Regions from separate parts of the Homo sapiens genome. Here region 1 is linked to region 2. The links are chromatin loops, found by intact Hi-C in ENCODE. Cell type or tissue: PC-9. All regions are shown on one strand. Each heading gives the region's core, and the rest is flanking DNA. Links, peaks and the distances in the headings are about the cores only.

Region 1 (8,000 bases), core at 1-8,000, 56 kb after region 2:
ACTGGCTGACTGACTGTGGAGCCTTCATCCCTTGGGAGGAACAGGTGAGGGCAAGGGAGTGTGATCCACTTAGCCTGATCTCCCTACGGGCAGTGGTAGAGGGGAGTTTTGCAGACTTTGTTGAGATTTTCAAGAAGGGACAAGGAGGTGGGGCAAAAGGTTGGAATCTCTTATTATATCAAAGGTGAGAACTTTGAATCCTAAAACACAACCAGGAAATGCTTTGGATGAACGTGAAAGGCAGTGTTCACTTTTATATGCAGACTATATGACAAACATTAGTTTGTAAGGCACCTAGTTGTTATTGGGGAAAGACTTTCATATAGAAACATGTTATATGTGGCATTTAGGTTTCTAGGTTAGCACAAAAAAGTTTTAGCCCATTATGTAGCTGGAATATATTTACACTGTTGAAACAATATTGCTGTGAAAGAAACATAAAATTGAATTAGAACTCCCATTTCTTTTGTATGGGTGTCCTTTGGGAGAAGCGGGTTTAATTAGAGGCTGATGAAGCAGATGAGGGAGAATTCGTGAAGTTCCTTTAGGGAGTAGTTATCTTTAGTGATCCATTGTGTGCTGGGGAGCTGAGGGGCTCAGGTGGTGTTATTAACCTCACATTGCTAGGGAGGAAGTGGAGGCACAGGCGGCTCAAGTAGCTTGACCAAGGTCACACAGCTAGGGACTCAGAGCTACATCTGCTCAACCGTCCTGTTTTCACTGTCCTATTTTATCTCCAGGTAAAAAGGGGTGTGTCGAGCTTCTTTGTGGCACTTATTTTCTGTTTCATCTACAGATAGCTCAGTTGGTATCTTTTAACTAGAACTGTTTTTAAAAATAAATCATAAAACCATTATATACCAAAAATATGACAACTTAATATCAATCACACTTTTCTAATTGTCTTACTACTTATTCTTTTACTGTTTGTTGGTATCCAAACAGTAACTCCACTCATTGCAGTAGGTTGCTATGCCTCTTAAGTCTCTTTTAATCTGTAGCTTCCCCTTCCAGTCTCTCTTTTCTATATACTTGCAGTTTGTTTGTTGAGGAACCTGGGTTGTTTGTCCTGTAGATTTTCCCCCAATCTAAAGTTTACTTATTGCATTCCCATGATGCATCTAACATGTTTCCCTGCCTTCTGTGTTTGCTAGAAACCGTAGTTTGATTTAGAGGTTTGATTGGATTATACTAAGTTTTGTAGGGTGGAGGTTGTCTCTTTTCTGTGATGCTAACAGAAAATCGGAGTATGCGAAGTTTTGTAGGATGTTTGGTTGTCTCTTTTCTGTGATGCTAACTCTTATTAACGATCATTGCTTATATCCATTAGTCATTAGAGGTTGTAAAATGGTGATATGCTATCATTTTGTCTTCATGTATTCATTGGAATGCCTCAAGAAACTTTTTTCAAGAGTTGACTCCCTAGCATTCTCCTAAGGTGACAGGAGTTCTTTGCCTGTTAATTTGCTTAGTATCATTATGAATCGTTATGGGTTTATGTGTATTTGATGTGTTGATGCATTGCAGTTATTAAACCTATTTGTGCTTAGACTGCCCAGTTTTGACTGAAGGGAGCTTATTCAAGTTGGTGAGGCACTTTTCTTGAAGAAACAGTTCTAGCTAAGTTGAGTGTGTCCTTATTCGAAACTCATTGTTTGTAGATGGGGACTCCACTGACCACCCTGGGGGTGGAGGCACATCCTGGTGTCCACCTAGCCCTCTCTAGTCATGCCAAGGCCCCAAACATCATGGAGCTTTTGAAAGGAGGCATTTCACAAGGCCCCCTTGCAGCTCCTTTGCTATAATTTTTGTGGCTGCAAAAGGGTAACCTGGTGTGAAGGAAAGGTGCTCACTGACTCCAGCTTGAATTCCAGCTCTGCCCTGTACAAACTTTGTGACTTTGGAGAAGCTGCATGATTTCTCCTTGCACGGTAGGGATAATGCATCTCTAAAAGGATTGGTACAACCTAGAGGTACAGTCCCTGTAAACCCGCTAGGTTCTCAAGTACGTGTGTGTGTATTTTCTGCCTTATACTAAGGCGCTACTCTAGGTTTGGAGTGATAAAAAAAATGAATATGATGGCCGGGCATGGTGGCTCATGCCTGTAAACCCAGCACTTTGGGAGGCTGAGGCGGGTGGATCACGAGGTCAGGAGTTCGAGACTATCCTGACCAACATGGTGAAACCCCATCTCTCCTAAAAATACAAAAATTAGCTGGGCGTGGTGGCTTGCACCTGTAATCCCAGTTACTCAGGAGGCTGAGACAGGAGGATTACTTGAATCTGGGAGGCAGCCTGGGTGACAGAGTGGAGACTCCATCTCAAAAAACAGAATATGACATAGTTCCACGTTTCGGGAGCTTCCATTGTTTGTGCCCTATATTGTCGTCTTCTGTGGGAAGGCAATGTGTTGACTGAGTGCCGGCTGGCTGGCAGGAGTTACGGATTGGGAATTGGGTTCTTCCAGGTGAGACACTCCTACTGGGAGAGCATGAAGAACTGTGAGCCTGAGGGGTAAGTCAGCTGAAGACTGTAAGGAAAAGCCAAGGAGCAGACAACTGTACGGCCACAGGCAGGGGCCAGAGGCAGAATTAAGGTCAGGCTTTCTAAGCCTGGAGCTCAAAGCTGCCAGACATAAATAGGATCCAAGAGAACTGATTAAGAAGGACTCTAAAGTCTGGTGGAGTTGATGGCTGAGAATACTCTTGGGTGTTATGGTTCAGAGACTGCCAGATAAGGCTTGCTTTGGGTTGAAGCTCTAAAGCAGCATTACCCAATAGAAATAAAATGTGACCCAGATGTAACCTGCACATGTAATTGTAAAATTTTTTATGAATCACATTTTTAAAAGTCAAAATAAGCAGGTAAATTAATTTTAGTACATGTTCACTTAACCAGTATATTAAAAATATTATTTTGACATGTACTCAATATAAAATTTGTTAATGAGATAGTTTACATTCTTTCTTTTTTTATTTTATTATTATTATACTTTAAGTTTTAGGGTACATGTGCACAATGTGCAGGTTAGTTACATACGTATACATGTGCCATGCTGGTGTGCTGCACCCATTAACTCGTCATTTAGCATTAGGTATATCTCCTAATGCTATCCCTCCCCCCTCCCCCCACCCATTCTTTCTTTTTTTTTGGAACTAAGTTCTTAAAGTCTGGAATGTATTTTACAATTACACTGCATCTCAGTAGGGACTACCCACATCTCAAGTGCATAATGACCACACAAGTAGCTACCATGTTGGAAAAACGGAGGAAGAAAGTGAAATTTACATCAAGGTTCTAAGTCAAGCATTTACAATTTGACATTGTAACTTGACAAGCATAGCACAGTAGTGGTGTTGGTTTTTTGTCTCTTAGTTTGTAGCTCCATTTTTGCTTCCCCATTTTCTCCTTTGTATTATATGAGGCTAGAAGTCTGCAAGCTGCATCTTCCACATTACTTTTCCAGATGGTTTCCTCTTAGATTCCACAGGTAGGAGATACTGGCAGGAAATTGGAATGTGAGAGAAAGGAACAGGCGATAGCAGTGGCCCCTGCTAAGTGGCAGTGGTGCTGCCTGAGTGGTGATGATGCCAGCCCCCTCCGCTGATCAGCATGAGTGTGGGCTGGCGGGTGTCAGCCCAGGGTGTTAACAGTTTATTGTCTCTGGATGTTACTGCTTTATCTTTTTAGTTTCTCCAGCTCTACCTCCATCTTCCCTTTGTTCATCCATACCTTCTAACACCTTTGTAAACAGTTCACTACAGCGGTATCTCTTCTTAATATATATAAAATGGTTCTTGCTTTTCTCACTGGACACTTGGGATCTGATGTCAGAGAACTATGCTGTACTGTGGTCTTGTATGTACCATCTGTTGGTTCTATGGCTTAGCTTCTTTAATTTTCAACTTCTTCTGTCTAAGGATAGAAAAATAAGGATAGTGAAAGTTCTGACCTCATAGAGTTACTGCAAGGATGATATAATCAATATATGTACCATTGCTAGCTTTGAATGTAACACCCAGTAAATATTGCTTATTATTGATAATAATATACAAGCCGATTTTTGAAGGCTCATAATTTAACATTTTTTATTATGGAAAAGTTCAAATGTATACAAATGTAGTGAGAATAGGATAGTGAAACCTCACGTGTACATCCCCCAGTTTCAACAGTAACAAATTAAGACTATTCTTTTATTTATACCTCCTACTTTCCCCCATACTTTGGGATTCTTTTAAAGCAAATCTAAAACATCCTCTTATTTCAGCTGTAACTATTTCAGTATGTAACTCTGAAAGAGAAGGACTGTTTAGAAAACACAACCACAATACTATTAGCAAATCCCTAAATTAAAATAATTTGTTAATATTATCAAATACAAGACAGTGTTGAAGTTTCCCTATCTCATAAACATTTTCATTTAAAGATTTTTTTAATCATCTTTCAAATAAGATCTAGCTATTGCAATCAATTGATATGTTTCTTAAGGATCTTGTCATCTGTGAGTTCCCTTTCCTCTCTTTCTTTTTCTCTTACAATTTGTTTGTTGAAGAAACTGGGTCATTTGTCCAGCAGAGTTTCCCACAGTCTGGACTTTGCTGATTACATTCCTGTGGTATCATTAACCACATTCTTCTGGCCTTGTATTCCCTGTATGTTGGTAGTTAGATCTAGAGGCTTGATAGGATTCAGGTTTATTTACTTTTTTTTTTGGGGAAGACTACTTTATAGGTAGTGTCATGGACCTCCATCAGGAGGCACATGATGTCTGGTTGTGTCTCTTGGAGACGTTAGCAGCCACTGATGATTGTTGCCTAGATCAATTAATTCCTTAGGGGTTGCAAAAGCCTACCATTCTTTCTACAGTGCTTCTGGAATGCATCTATAAAGATAAACTTCCCTCCATCCAATAGTTGGTTATCCTGAGGTACAGTTCATATGAGAAAGGCAGGGCAAATGCTTGATTCTACTCTTCCATTTGCCAGTTTTCAAAATAATGAGTTGATTTCCTAGCATCCTCCAAAGGTAACCAGTGATGATTTTTGAATTCCTATAAAATTATCAGTTTATAAATATTAGATGTGTCATAGTCCATTGCAGTTATTGTCCTTACTGATGCTCAGTTGTCCTGACTTTGTCTACTCAGAGTAGCCACGTTGGCTCCTGTGTCCTTTTCATAGTCTGCTAGTAATGTTTGACAGATTTCCTGCCTTTTTGGACTGACTAGATGTTCCAGGTTTGTTGCGTCCATTCCCTGTCTCTGATCTAGAATTAGTCTTTTCTCCCAGGAACCTAATTATTTTTATTGAAAAATGGTATTTAGAGGTATGATCTCGGGTGTTCATTGCTAATGGACTGGTCATTGCTTCTGGACTTTTTAAGTGGACATAGCCAGGAAATAGATACTTTTGAAAGATAAAAATGTACCGTGAGTGTATACTTATTCATCCAGTTTAAATTTAGGACTACAAGCCTTTTCTTCAACCTCGTCAGTCTTACGTTTCTATTTCCTCTTTCCCATGACATAAATCCTGGTTCTTAACATCATCATGATAATTCCTCATTTGTTAGATCCCACATGCGCGTGCACACACACACACACACACACACACACACACACCCCACGCACACATCTCAGAATACCAGTGATCAACACGACTTCATGATCAATATGAACACTGAAAACAGTTTGATTTTTTTCCAGTGATTTTTGATATTAGGGTCTGTCCCACTAGGGGTGAGCAGGCAAATTACTGTGTTTATAATTGTTTAAATCAGTTCTTTTTTATGTGGCTATTCTACTAACAATGGACCAGTTAGTGATTAGCACAATACAGTTAGGATTATTTATTTCATTTTCCTTTTGATTTGGTCTTCTTTAATGTTTAGTTTAGTGTTATAAGAATGTAAATTATTTATATGCATCAACGTAAAATATGGTATATTCAGAGACATTTAGATTTTATCTCTGTCTCTTACATTCTATGCCCTCTGCCTTATTGGTAATTACATTTTAAAATGTTATGCATTTCATACCATTGTTTAAAATACACATTAACATATGTTCTGCAGAACTCAACTTTTCTGCATTTTCCTTTTTTCACTTAACAGATATCCTGGAGATCATTCCATCGTAGTTCATAAAGATATTCCTCATTCCTACTCATAGCTGCATAGTATACCATCATGTGGCTGTACTTTGTTTTATTCAGCCAGTCCCCTATTGATGTTTTTTGGGGGGATTATTTCCAGTAATTTTTGCTATTGTAATGGTGATACAGGGAATGGCCCTATGCCTATATATTTTCATATCATACAGTCTAATTTTTTAGTACAATAGTGACATAATGTTTTCCAGAAAGAATATATTTATCTATCCAGAGCATTAACTTCTGCCTATCATACAAAGACTTTCCTTGGACTCTTTAGTTGTTTAGTAATTGTAAAATAGTAATATAGTTTTAGCTGAAGCTCAAGCTTAAGATCTCTAGATCTTAATCTCAGAGGATTTTCTTTGAGTAAAATGTACTTTTTTCTGCTTTCAACCCAGCTATAGTTTCATTTTCATGGAGGTGTGAGATCTCTGAGACAAATTGTTTAGAGGAGGTTTGTCTTGCATCTGTTGGACATTGTAATTCTCCTCCCTTATGATGGCAGCAAAGTGATTTGAGAAGAATAGTGGCTGCCTTTTCATCTTCACTTCTGCCTTTCCACTTACATTAAAGTCCTATGCGTTTACACTGGCATTAACCCAGTCAGCACCCACAAAATGCCACAGGGGGCTCTGTATCACTGATTGTTGTAAAGAACTTTCTTGAGCCTTCATTAGAGCTTAGAGCATAATTGTACCTTATTTTGGTATTAATCACCAAGACCTAAAATCAAGTTTTTTTCCACCTTAGAAATGGAATGCATAGATGTATATTCTTTTGTATGTTTCAGAAATTGGATTTTATCTTTGTGATAGAATCACATATCTGATCCATAATGATCCTGTAGTGCTTTCTTATGTTCAATATAATTTTTAAACTGACCTTGTTTTTTTCCTTATATAAATGTATCAACTTTATCAACTAGCAATGCTCAAGGAGTTTTCTTGGCTCACAAGTTGTACATGAATGGGTGAGATCATACCTCTAAATACCATTTTTCAATAAAAATAATTAGGTTCCTGGGAGAAAAGACTAATTCATGAAGTTTGGGTGGGGCAGGAGAAGAAAGACTGGCAGAAGCAAAGGCACCCATGAGAGAGAGAGAGCAAAGATGAATTAGATTCATAGCAAAATTTTGGAGGTACAGATGGGAAATGAAAGATGGAGAAAATGATATAAAGAGTGGAGGTGTGCCTGTGCATGTCCATAAGAGATAATCTTGGAGGTGGAGTATCTTAACTATGCTGTGAGCCACGCAGAATGGAAGACAGAGTTGGTTACCTGCCTCAGTTTAGGAAGGGGAAGCAAGGTTGGGGTCAAATATGCAGAAACTTTGGGGCAGACTGGTTCAGTTCAACAAACATATACTGAGGGCTTAACTGGGCATCAAGCACCTGCATTAGATTTAAGAATACAAAGTTGAGTAGGATGGTTGCTTCCCTAGGTGAGTTTATACTTAGTTGGAGGAGTTGAAAGGGATAACACACAAGCAGATATTTACTTCTTTATAACACATTACCATAGACTTAGGGGCTTAAGACACCCACATTTATTATTAGTTGCTCTGGGTCAGGAGTACAGGCACAGCTCATCTGGGTCCTGTACTTCAGGGTGTCTTACAAGGCTGCAATCAAGATGTTGGCTAGGGCAGGGTCTTATCTGAAAGCTTGACTGGAGAAAATCTTCCAAGCTTATCTACATGGTTGTTAGTAGGATTCACTTTTTAGATGGCTGTTAGGCTGAGAGCTTTAGCTCCTTGTTGACTGTTGGCTGGACACCACCCTCAGTTCCTTGCCACACCGTCCTGCCCCATATAGCAGCATATTTCATCAAAGCCAGCAAGAGAG
Region 2 (12,046 bases), core at 1,596-9,595:
CAGTTTCGTGATAGAAATGAGGGTCAGAAATAAAATTATGAAAACCTTTGGGGAACACAGCAATACAAGATGAGAGGGAGTTGGAGAAATGGCTTGCATGGTAATCCCTGCCCTCTCCGAGTAATGTCTCCCTCCACATTTCTTTTGTCTTTCAGAAGATTTTGCTTTCATTTATTTAAGGGTAGGGTTCTTACATGTGGTGTTCACATATATCAGTTGAAGTAATAGACAAGAACACTTTGCAAAGGTTGACATGCTTTATAAATTTAAGGTGTTATTATTGCACTTCTGAAAGTATAATGAAGACTAAAAAAAGGTGGTTATCTACTGAAAATCCTTTGGTGATAGTAGGACTTTAAAAAAATCTTCATTTCCCGTCAAATAACCACTATGAACAGTTTGGTACAAATTTTTCCCATCACAGCTTATAAAACAAAAACCCTCATTACAGGGATATAATAAGGAGTTTCTTTTCCCCAGTTCTTTGGGTCTGGCCCAAGGACTGGGTCGGCAGCTGTTTTGCAAAAGCTGGCCACTCTCCTTCCCCCTTTTCATAGTCTCTGCCCAATTGGCCAGCAAATTAATAAGGCTTCATGTCATCCAGTGTTTTAGTTAGAAATTAACAAAGTAAAGTCTCATAAAAAATGTTTAGGAGTTGATGGTATGTAGAGTCACAGTTTAAGAACTCCATATTCTTTACAAGCAGAGTTTCTTCACTATTTCTAGCTTTCCCCACTGATCAGTTAAACGTGGCCTTGTGACCCCATGGCCTTGTTGTCTTCTTCTTTGTACTCTGCTGTCCCTGTTAAGGACACTGAAGGCCAACCTCTAATCTTACTTCCTGGTAAATAAATGGTGCACATGACCAGGATGAAATTCTAAATAGCTCAATGCTATGGAATCAAGTGCCAAGCTAACGTGAGAGTCCTTGGAAGAAGAAGAGGGAGTGAAGAGCACAGGGGTTGACTTGGTTGACTTGAGGTTAAAATAATTGGCATCACATGCTTCCTGCCCTTGTAAGGCATGGCGTATTTAAAAACCAATTGGCATTGTGGAACCTATCCTAGCTCTTTTACAAACTAGCCAAGTGGGCAATGGTAGATTAGGTAGCTTCTGAATTGGGGGCTCCTTTCATTCATCATGGGGATAGTAATGTGTGTGTTGTACCTATCTCTTGGTGTTATTCTAAAAATTGTATGCGATAATAAATGTGATGGGGTTTTATAAAATATAAAACACTAAGAATTCTTTTAAGGATGATACCTTTTGACCCAGTCACTCTGCAGAAGAAAGAAAAGCCAAGTGTTTTCAAAAGCAGAGGTCAAAGCTATAGGTTTACTTCTACTTGCTCAGTCCTTTACTCAACTCATTCAGCATATGTCTGTCAAGATCTACAGAACCACTCTTCTCTCACCTTATGGGACCAAATGGTGAAAAGAGAAGGTAGGCACACTAGCTTCATATCCAAAACAACCCATATGCCCTGCTTCAGAACCCACCCCCAACTCTGGAAGACTCTCAGATTTCCCAGACTTGCATTGGAGTTAACAGGATTCACCTGGAACAGAAGGTGTTGTCTATGGAAGCATTTGTATATATGTGTGTTGGGGGGAACATGTATCTTTGTGGTGGGGAAGGGACACAGCAGGAGTGACTTGTGGGGGTCAGAAATTACCCAGGCAAAGCAGCTCTGGGAAGGCACAGGCAGAGCTTTGGGGAAGTTCTGCATTTCTGTCTCCACATTCATGAAGTTCAATATTGGCACTCATAACTGACTACAAGCCAGGCTCCTGGGCCCACAACAGGTCAAAATAGTGGTATACTGATACATGCTTAACTGGCTTGGTAGGAGAAAGGGTAGTAAATAAAGCCCTGATTTACAGTGTTAGCCAAATTCTCTGGTGTAAATGCTCCCACCATGTCTGAGTTCAAGCTACCAGCGTGATGTCACTGAACATGGAGCTGGAAAGAGATGTGCAGTCACACATCATACACAACAGTCTCACCATACAAATCTCAGAGACAAATCTCTTCAAGTGCACTGATAAGAGAAAGCGTAATAAAATAATTAGGAAGTGATGGGGTTTAAGTATTGATTACTCTTGTTTTCAATATAATTTATTTAATTACTTGCCTGTATAATTTAATTTTTAAAAATGACAGTGTCTAACAACCATCTTGAAAAATTCCTGAAATTTTCACACTCAGCTCTCATGAACCAGTACAGGCCTGCTTCAGCATAGCACTGGGTCCAAAGGAAAAGAAGAAAATGCTGAGTGTGTGGGTGGAACATCTAACCTCTTCGGACGTACAAGGCTCCTGCCTATGTCATCCTTTCCCCTGGCATGGTAAGTGCCCTAAAATAGGTCTAAGACAGACAATAGGGCTTCTCTAACCAACAACTGCAACAACAACAAAAACAAAAACAAAAACAAAAAACAGAAAAACCTTCTCCCTACTGGCATAAAAATTCCATTGTACCTCATGGGCTAAACCATATCCATGTAGCAGATAGATATGGGAAGGATTATAGGAAGGGAGAGTTTTGAGGTCTAAGAAAGATAAGAACTTAGCTAGGCATGGTGGATCATGCCTGTAATCCCAGCACTTTGGGAGGCCAAGCTGGGCGGATCACTTGAGGCCAGGAGTTCAAGACCAGCCTGGCCAACATGGCAAAATCCCATCTCTACTAAAAATACAAAACTTAGCCAGGTGTGGTGGTGCATGCCTGTAATCCCAGCTACCTGGGAGGCTGAGGCAGAAGAATCACGAACCCAGGAAGCAGAGGTTGCAGTGAGCTGAGATCGTGAGTGAGACTGCCTCAAAAAAAAAAAAAAAAGAAAAAGAAAAAAAAAAGGAAAGATAAGAGCTTGGATTATATCAGAACAGACAAAACATTATCATAGAAGGTTCTGGAAGCCAGCTGTGGCATTTGGATGCTCAGTGCTTAGGTTGAGGAGAAGCAGAAGAAATGATGGAAGGAAACTCTCTGCACTTCACAATTCTGCCCTGGGCCTGTCCTGGCATAGTTCTTGAAGAACAACATTTCTTCATGAGATTCTTTCGGTAAAGATAAAAAAAAAAAAAAAAAAAACCAACAAAAAAAACCCCACAACCTTCTGTGGTCAAAGAAACACATCTTCTAAAATAGGTCTCCCAGAATTCAGGCCACCGGCTTGTCTTCGGTACCATAATGGGATACAAAATGAGAAGGGCCTGAGGTCTAGGCATTACTAAATCCTGCCCCAGTGAGTACACACAGAGAGGAAAATGACCAAATGCCATTTCAATCCATTATCAACCCAATATACTTCTCCTTGAGTGGAAGCAGAGTTAGAAATCTCATTCTAAAAATAACATTGTGATCTGTGGCCTGGAATAATGACGCCTATCTAAGGCCAGGTTAAAGCATGTGCACGTGTGCAAGTGTGTGTAGGGTAGGGTGAGAGAATGAACACTCCCTTGTGTGTATATGCAACAGTCATTTTCTTTTCTATTTTTATATATTTTTCTAGGCAGCAGATGCAACTCTGGAGTGGGGGAAGAGGGCGGGAAGAGAGCCTGTGCTGCTGAGCACCTACCAGGACTTGTCAGGGCCCAGGCACCCTATGAAACACCTTATGTTGGTTATCCCACACCAAGCTCGCAAACCTCTGAGGTAGGCAACTTTGTCACAGAGAGAGGCTGAGTAACAAGCCCAAAGTCAAACAGCCAAGAAGAGACAGAACTGTATTAAACTTATCTACTGGACCCCAAAGACCACTCTTTTCCCTACGGTACAGTACATCCTTCCCTATCCGGACCGGAGTTGGCCACAGAAGTTGGATCATCTCCATTCCTGTATACCCGGCACCACATTGGTCCCTAGCACAAAGTAGGGTTGACAAATATTTGTTGAATGTAGTGATTTCAAAACAAAGATTTAACATCTGAAAGTTTGCCTGGCAGCATGTGAATTGGGAAGAGACTCCACAACTCTCCTAGATCCTGTGACATGGCTCTAAGTGCCAAGACATTAAACCAGGTCATAGCAGGCACTAATTCCTGTATTGCATTAACAGTTATTGGTGTATTCATAAGTGTGGCCCTGCTTGTCAACACTCCTCACCATTCTTTGAAGTCAGATGCCCCTTAATGATAAGGATGTGTTGGGTTGTACACCAGACCATGTCTGTTTTTGGCTTTGGGCCACAGGGGTGCTTAACACTTTGAGAAAAACCCAATAGAGGAATAGCTAGATTTACAAAGAAAGAACCTGTTGGGGAGTGTTTGCATTACAAAATTATTTACCACAGGGTTTGTTTAAATAGTTCCAAATTTAGATTGTGTATAGAATATGAATCAAGACACCCTGGCCGATGTGCACAGCACTTTCCAGGGCACGTCGATGCGGAGGGTGCAGTGGAGTCCTTCCACACCTGCCCCTTCCTGTGCAAGGGGGCACGCGGCTGCTCCCTCCTGCATCCACCTTTCTCCTATCCAGGAAGAGAGATGTCCCCTCAATGTATGCTCAGGAAGTCTGGTGAAAAGACAAGCTGGCTGCTCCTGAGCAGGAAAATTTGAGTGGAAAAATAGACTTGGAGAAATTGAAGGGATGAGTAGAACGGATTGTGACATCTGCTAGGAATGTCACCTCAAACCCAGAAAACACCCAGCCCAGGGAGTGAGGCCCACCCTGCGGGACCGTGTGCCCAGGACTCCTGGGGAGTCTTGAGGGAGAAACACAGCCCCCACAGCACAGAGCCCCCACCCATTTACACTAGCTGGCTTTCACCACACAAGGGGGTAACATGAGCCAAATGTTTGATGATGAGGAAGTGAAGTGGAATGTGAGAATCCTCACTGCTGACGTCAAGCTAGCCTTTCATTTTATTTATACCCATGACACTGTGACACAGGATCTAATTTTCCATTGTATTTTTTCCTCTGTTGGGAACCAAGTGATGACAAGTAAATTTGTGCCTGAGCCTGGAAAATATTTTAAATTTGAAGACAGGGACGATACGAGAGTCTAAGTCTATCTCCATCCTGCCCCTCTCCCCTTGAATTACTAAATTAACTATGGAACAGGGCAAAGGAGTAACACTCTGACAGGGCATGGCAGCCTGAGAAGTCAGAGCTGGAAGCATCCAGTTGCCTGCTCTTCACTTGTGTCAGGCTGTTCCTTCCTGGCACGGGGGCTGGAGGGAGGCCAGGGAGCAGCGAGGCTGCACGGCAGCCCTGGCACAGAGCCTCGGCTGCCGTCTGGGGATGAAACTGGGCTCTGGCACCAGGAGCGTGGTTCCAGCTCCCTGACCCAGAACTGCCTGTGCAGGGGCTGCTCTGCCACTTGTGCCCTGGTGGGACCCCACTCCTCCTGCCCCTCTGAGGCAGGGCAGATTCAGGAGCAGAGCTGGATCTGGATGGAATGGCAAGTCAGGGATGCTGGGGCGAAGGCAAGTCATATCCCTTCTGCAGAAGCAGCCTTTAGGGATGTGCCTGTGATGGGGAAGAGAATGGCATGTGTGTTCAGCAAGTGACAGAGTGGGCTTTACCGCAGCTCCTTCCTCTGCTGCCAGACCAGTGGCCTCAGCTCCATCAACAGCCTCCCTCCATTACTCCCCATGGCTTCAGGTCCAGACACAGCATTTCTAACATGGGTCCCTCCTCCCACTCTGAAATGGAAGCTCCACCTCGTCCCTGCAGACCTGCCATGTTTTCAGTAGGGCCTCTTTTCACCAGCTTTGCAATCATGTTTTTCAGCCTCTAACTCCAGAGAAATCTTGACTTCCTTGTACTCAGTTCAGAAGACGTTTGTTATTCAGGATTCTGATGCAGAGGTCTGATAAGAGAGGCCTCAGGCCTTCTGAGTTAGTAAAACCAACAGAGTCTGGGGATTCAAAAAATCCAAGAAGCACAAGGACAGCCACACCCTGAGAGTTGGCGCAGTGCCAGCTCCTGTCACTTGAACTCTTCCAGGATATTTAGACATGGGTGTCAGTGAGTTTTCACTACATTTACCTTGGTGGTTGTGTTTGATTTTGTTTGCTTGCTTTTGGAAACAAAGTGTTTCCCGTAGCACCAACACAGTCAGACCTGTGTTTTATTGATAAGATGAGAGAGCATAATAGCAGGGGCGCAGTTCAGCTTTGGGAGGTGGGGGCTGGGAAACCCCTCTGTAGAGCTACAGTTCACATAAAGCCTAGAACGGTGCTTCTCACGTTTTAACGTACATCACAATCACCTGGAGGGATTGTTAAAACACAGGTTTCAAGGGCTGACCCCCAACGTCTGAGGTGGACCCCAAGAATTTGTGTCTCCAAGTTCCAAGTGACACTGAGGCTGCTATTTGGAGACCACACTTTGAGAACTACTGGCCTAAATGGCAAGTAGGAAGTAGCCAGGGAAAGAGAGTAGGAGAGGAGGTCAGAGCAGGCAGCAGCAGCATGTGCAAATACCCGAGTTGAAAAGGAGTTTGGTGGCTGCAGGGAATGGAAAGATCAGCATGTCTGGAAGGCAGTGGATTGGCAGCTGTGTGGCTTGAGGTAATCTAAGAGATACACCTGACCCTCATCCCCATCCTGAAACTCACTCCAACGAAGCTACCTCCAGTTTGTCTTAGACACACCTCCAGTGTGTCTAAGAAGAATGGTTCCACTGAGCCCTGGAGGTGTGCTACTGCAGCTTGGGATAATCAAACTGTGCCGACCCTGTGGATAGTGTGAGTGCTGAAAGTGATTAGGTATGCAAAGGGCTGAGTGCAGAGTAAATGCTCAGTGCACTGTAGTTTTCTCTCCTCCCTGACTTGAAACACGGCTCTATCTCAAGTTCCCTATTTTAGCTATACGAAGACATGTTCCTGAATTGGTGCTGAGGTGCTATCCTGCACCTGCAAGCAAAAAGGATTAATGTGGAGGTTACCCCTGAGACCTGAACTAGGGTCCTGTTGAGTAGATGGCTATAGCTAAGAAATCTGGATGCCGCTTCCTAAGAGCAGTTTTGGGCATGTATGTGTTTTCCTCCATCATACCCAACTGATAAATGTCTCAGGTTTTTAAACCAAAGGAAGCATAGGTTAGGTTTTTGGAGCCAGAGTGCACAATTGGCCTTAGATCAATTCCTTTCAGACTGCATTTATTGAGCGCTTACTCTGTGCCAGGTACAATATTAAGTCTGGGAAGACAAAAGTGAACAAGACTGGGTCCCTTCTCTTAAGGAGCTCATGGTCTCACTGGGAGCTGGACACGTAATTAACCACAGAGCAGTGGGATAAAAGCCACAACAAAAGTCTACACAGAGGGCAAGGAAAACTCGGGAGAGGGAGCAGTTCTGCCTGGGGATGTCAGAGAAGGTCACAGATAGAAAGTGACATCTGAGCCAAGCCTGGAAAGGAAACTTCTAGAGAATAAGCAGGACTGAGGATAAAGGAACACATCTCCTTTAAGAACTTTCTTGTTATTGTTTTAAGCTCTGAACTAAATCATCGTTATGAGTTTCTAGGAGATACATGGCCACATGGTGTTAAATTTGATTTAAAATATTGCATAAGCCGATATATATAGAAACACATATGGAAACAATCTGAAAATATTTCTCCTCAAATATAGTGCCATTTGCTTTTACGAATTTGCTATTTCTAGATAAATATGTGAAATATGGTTTGGTCTTCTGAGACTCAGAAGAAATTATATCACTGTCCCAAGAAAAAAATAACTTTGGTTGCTAATTCATTCATTCATTTAGTCAGTCAACAAACATTTAGTTAGGAATTTCAATTTTTGAAGCACTACAATAGTCCATCAGGGTAAACAAAAAGATGTAAGACATTGTCTTGAGCTCAGGACTCTTCAAAACTTGGGAGTGAGAAAAATACCTGAACACAAATAATTCTAACACGAATCAGGAGTATATGATATGGATGAGTACAAAGAAAATGCTCCAAGTATCTAGAGGAAAACAAGCTATTTTCTGATGGAAATAATTGGAGAAAGCTTGATCATTTACGAAGGCGAATTCATTTGCATAGGCCTTGTAGTGTGGAAAGGGATTGGACTTAACAGAAACAAGCATTGGGGAGGTATTCCAGGCAGATGGAAGTTTGTGAACAAAACAGGTGGGAAACCTGAGGTCACTTGGAAATGGCACTTTGTCCTATTTAGGGGTATGACTTGGGGAAAGAACTGAAATAGATGGATGTCAGTCTCACAGCATAGTTTGAACTTCATTCCACTGGCTGTGGCTTCTCGGAATTTGAAATGCCAAGCATTTGTCACTTGGTTCCTTGTACATTTGTTTCAGTTGGCACCTCAGGCTTGACCTTAATCCTGGCATAATTCTGTCCGGCCCATAGAAAAATTTTTAAAATATCAATCTGTGTATGCTGGGAGTAGTAAAATCACAATGCAGCTCTAAAGCCACAGATTGAAAGTTGACCCTTTTCTTCGGGAATTTATGATTCCACATCTGGAGGTTGCAAGAGATGGGTTTTGTGTCCAAGTCCCTTCAGGAAACAGGTGAGGGCTTATTTACACAGGTGTGGGCAGGGTTAAAAAATGGTGCAGTGTCTGTGGGCTGGTGAGAGCCAGGAAGCTGTTTCCACTCCCTAGGCAGGTGGTAATGGGGCAGGGGATGAAGCCAACAATGGAACTTGGAAAGACTTCTGGGTTGCCGCGGAGGGATGGAGGTCCAGCCCTGTGCTCGTGCCTTTCATTGGCTGAACCTGACTGACTGGAAGCCAGAGGGCCAGGGACCCATTGATGAATTCCCCACAGGTCAGACTCCTAGGGCACAGGATGAGGGGAGGAAGGATGGAGATGATCTGGAGGGGCAGACAGAGCCTATCCAGCACAATCCTTTCTAGCTTTAATATTTCTGTGATGCCAAAACAACCCAAACTACAGTCAGCCTTCATTTGACAAGTATATTCTAAACACCCAACTTTTTCTCAGCAATTTATTTATTAAAAAAAGAAAGGGAGTCGATTGGATGGATAGATGAATGCGTGGATGGGGAAGAAGCCTCTGACTGGGAAAATTCATAAAATAATAACTCAACTAGATTGCAAGCTTGGCAAACTCAGGGACTGGGCTGGGTTTGTTCATTGTTGACTCCTCAGTGGCCAGCACTGTGCCTGAACTTTAGTAGGCCCACAATAAACATTTGTCTGAATAACCTGACTGATGAAACATCAAGAGCACCAAACAACATAAAATATGCAATTGGGAGTCTTGGGACAGGATAAGTCAAAGTTGGGGTAAGGAGCTAACATGCTTGCACCTAGGAGAAGCAGACAATGACGGTGTTTGTTAATTCTGCTTCTAGTAACTTTTATGCCAAAGCTTCTAAGCACTTCTCAGGGAACAAAGAACATCTGATGGTGATGGAGAGATAAAGGACAGTCTGTCCCTCAATCATAACTAGTCACTTAAAAGAGCAACATTAGAACACTTATATCCCAACCTCAATTAATTCATCCATTTATTTATCCAGTGAAAATTTATTGAGTGCTGATTTTGTATTTGGAAATTCAGAAATAAGACAGAAACAGCCTCAGCCTTCAAGGAGCTTAGTCTGGTTGGAACTAAAGATAAGACATTAGGAAATACCAGTACCAGTGCTGACTAGGGGGAGCACAGGCTGCTGAGGGAGCAACAGGAAACCTGGGACAGGCAGTGGGTGTCGGAGTAGGTAAGTTGAGCATGGAAGGACTTTTCCACTTGTTTACTTGTTTCTGGCTTCCATCCCTCCACCAGCCATTCACCCCTCCACCATCATCACCCAAACAGTATGTAAGCAAATGGTTTGTAATGCATATTTCTTTGATTTGGATGCATGTTACACCAGAGTGCCATAACCCAGCCAATAAACACATATATAGGGTAGAGTCTCATCAGCTAATCAGTGAATGCATGTAGAGGTGGTACCATCAGCCAATCAGTGAACACACTTGGAGGGTATGCTCCTTCCTCCAGAGTTTTTGGCAGAGAAAGAGAACAAGAGGTCAGAAGAGCACAAAGTGGGTGTCTGGGTTGGAAGGAGGAGATGACAGGTACAGGAATAGAGGCTGGAGATCTTGTAGACAAATCTGACTGCTGAATATTTTGGAGGATTAGTACTATTTATCTTCAACTCTTTGCAAACAAATGGAAAGTATGTGAGGAGGTTTATGTGTGCTTGTTTGGCTTTTTTGGCCTCTAGCAACTGTTGGGTACAAGATCTCAGAAAGTTACTGATCTGCATGGTCTATATTAACACTGATTCATCTGACTTAAGAAGGTGGTTGTTGGCTGATTTTTAAATATTGGCAATTTTGTTACAAAATTGCTTCATTCTCAGAGGTTTTGTTAATCAGGATATTCATGTATTTAACTTGAGGATTATGACTGGTAATGGGAGGAAAAAGCAATTTGGGGAGAAGAAACAGAAGGGAAGATAAAGAATAGCAAGTGAGTCAAAATGGAAGGGCGAATATTTCCTAATTTATCTATATTGCCCTCTTTTTTTAATGTGAAGCCTACTAGAGTTGTGAGAATTTGCTGAAAATACATTTTAATTGTTAGTTACATTTGGGAAATTGAAGTGCTTTTTAATTTACTCCCTTTCTCCCCCCATCTCATTTTTCAAAGGAAAGAAAAATGCTTCTAGCTCTAGAAAGTGTAGCGGAGTTAAGTGTATGTGTGTCTGGGGCGGGGGTGGTGGTGCGTGGCATGCGTTTTATTTTCTATGAGAACATTACTTCTGTTAGGGAATAACTCTCCATTTGCAGTCTTTAAGGCATTTTGACTTTTGATGAATTTCTTTACTATTAGCACACTCTGTCCTTGGCCTGGAAGAAGTTATGCTGGGACCAACCACTGGCCTGAGAGCTGATTCTCTTACCTTCTGGCCATCTGCTTAAGTCTCCTTTGTCCTACTCTCTGTTCAGCCCTTGAAGGTCAGTAGTCTGTTTTGAAGCTTGGTCTGCAGGTCTCCTTCTCAGAGCTTCCTCTCTTACCTATATATTGATGCTGCATGAATTTTTAGCTGTCACCCAAATACTTCCCTTCACATGTAGACCTGTGTTTCTTCTTACCTATTAGGTATCCTTCCTGGGTGTCAACACACTCAAAACTTCTCCCTCTCAGTGTTTGTTCTTGCCCACCCTGTCTCTGTTTTTATGGGAGGTACCAGCATCCCCACTCACAGCCACTGAGTCAGTCACCCACTCACATCCATGTATATGATCCCTTACCAAGTCCTAGTGTATTCCTGAATGCCTTTCCTATTCTTTCCTTTTTTTTCCATCCCCAAAGCCACTGCTCTCATCAGCTCTTTCTGGGTTATTATTGTTATTAATTATCTCTCTCTCCTCCACTGGTCTTCACTATATGCTTCCCTCAACCACCAGCTTTTTATTTATACTGTACACATCTCCATGACTATTCCTTGTGTCAAATCTTTCAGGAGCTCTCCGTTTTCTAGCTCTTCGTGTCAGTGAACAAGTCGTTGAAACAGCTTCATTCTCTCTGAGCAGGTTTTCCTCCTATCGCATGGGCCTCAGCTCCCTGGGCTCTGCTGGTATCTCCTCCGCTGCGTGACCTTGAAGAGTTGGCAGACCCAGAGTATGGTTCTCCACCCTCTTCTCCTTTCTGATGGCACCCTCCTCCCCACCACCTTAGGTGACCTCATCCAACCCCACAGCTCACAGTAGCATCTATACACTAATGACTCTCAAATTTATGGCTCTAGCCCTGACCTGTCTACTGAGCTCACACATAGATCCAGCTGCCTCTTTGACATCTTCACTCTAATAGAGATTCTTATTTCACAAGGCCCAAGCAGAACTCTTGATTTCCCACCCATTCTCTTCCTGATCCTGTCCCATGTCTCAGAGAATGGTACTACTGCCCACCCATTAGCTCAGGTCAAAAACCTAAGGGTTATCTTGTTTTTTTCCTTCTCCTTACTCCGCTCCCCACATCCAACCCATCACAGGTCCTGTCAACCTTGCATTCAAAATTCATGCATCCTGAACCTGACCCTCTCTATCCATCTCCCCTGCCTTCTGCCTAGTAACCCCCATCTCTTA

The links. A loop is a pair of places that touch in the nucleus more often than their neighbours do. Peaks named below come from ENCODE experiments on the same cell type or tissue, not always from the same donor. Only the 100,000 strongest peaks of a DNase experiment are listed, where the experiment ranks them.
Region 1: a loop joins it to region 2, with 2.7 times the contacts of the local background. A loop is called at or near these places in 7 of 110 quality-filtered maps.

What each region holds. Positions count from the first base shown.
Region 1 is chr5:77,220,261-77,228,260 of GRCh38, forward strand. The region is part of intron 1 of PDE8B (phosphodiesterase 8B); the gene reads left to right. Among named protein-coding and RNA genes, the nearest start is that of PDE8B, 14 kb to the left of the region's middle. In PC-9, for the core only: no CTCF peak of the experiment used is centred there; a DNase peak (open chromatin) is centred at 4,651; H3K27me3 peaks cover 2,453 bases.
Region 2 is chr5:77,163,153-77,175,198 of GRCh38, forward strand. It overlaps a transcript of PDE8B not described here. Among named protein-coding and RNA genes, the nearest start is that of PDE8B, 42 kb to the right of the region's middle. RefSeq lists an enhancer at 9,420-9,921. In PC-9, for the core only: no CTCF peak of the experiment used is centred there; DNase peaks (open chromatin) are centred at 4,809 and 5,859; H3K27ac peaks cover 822 bases.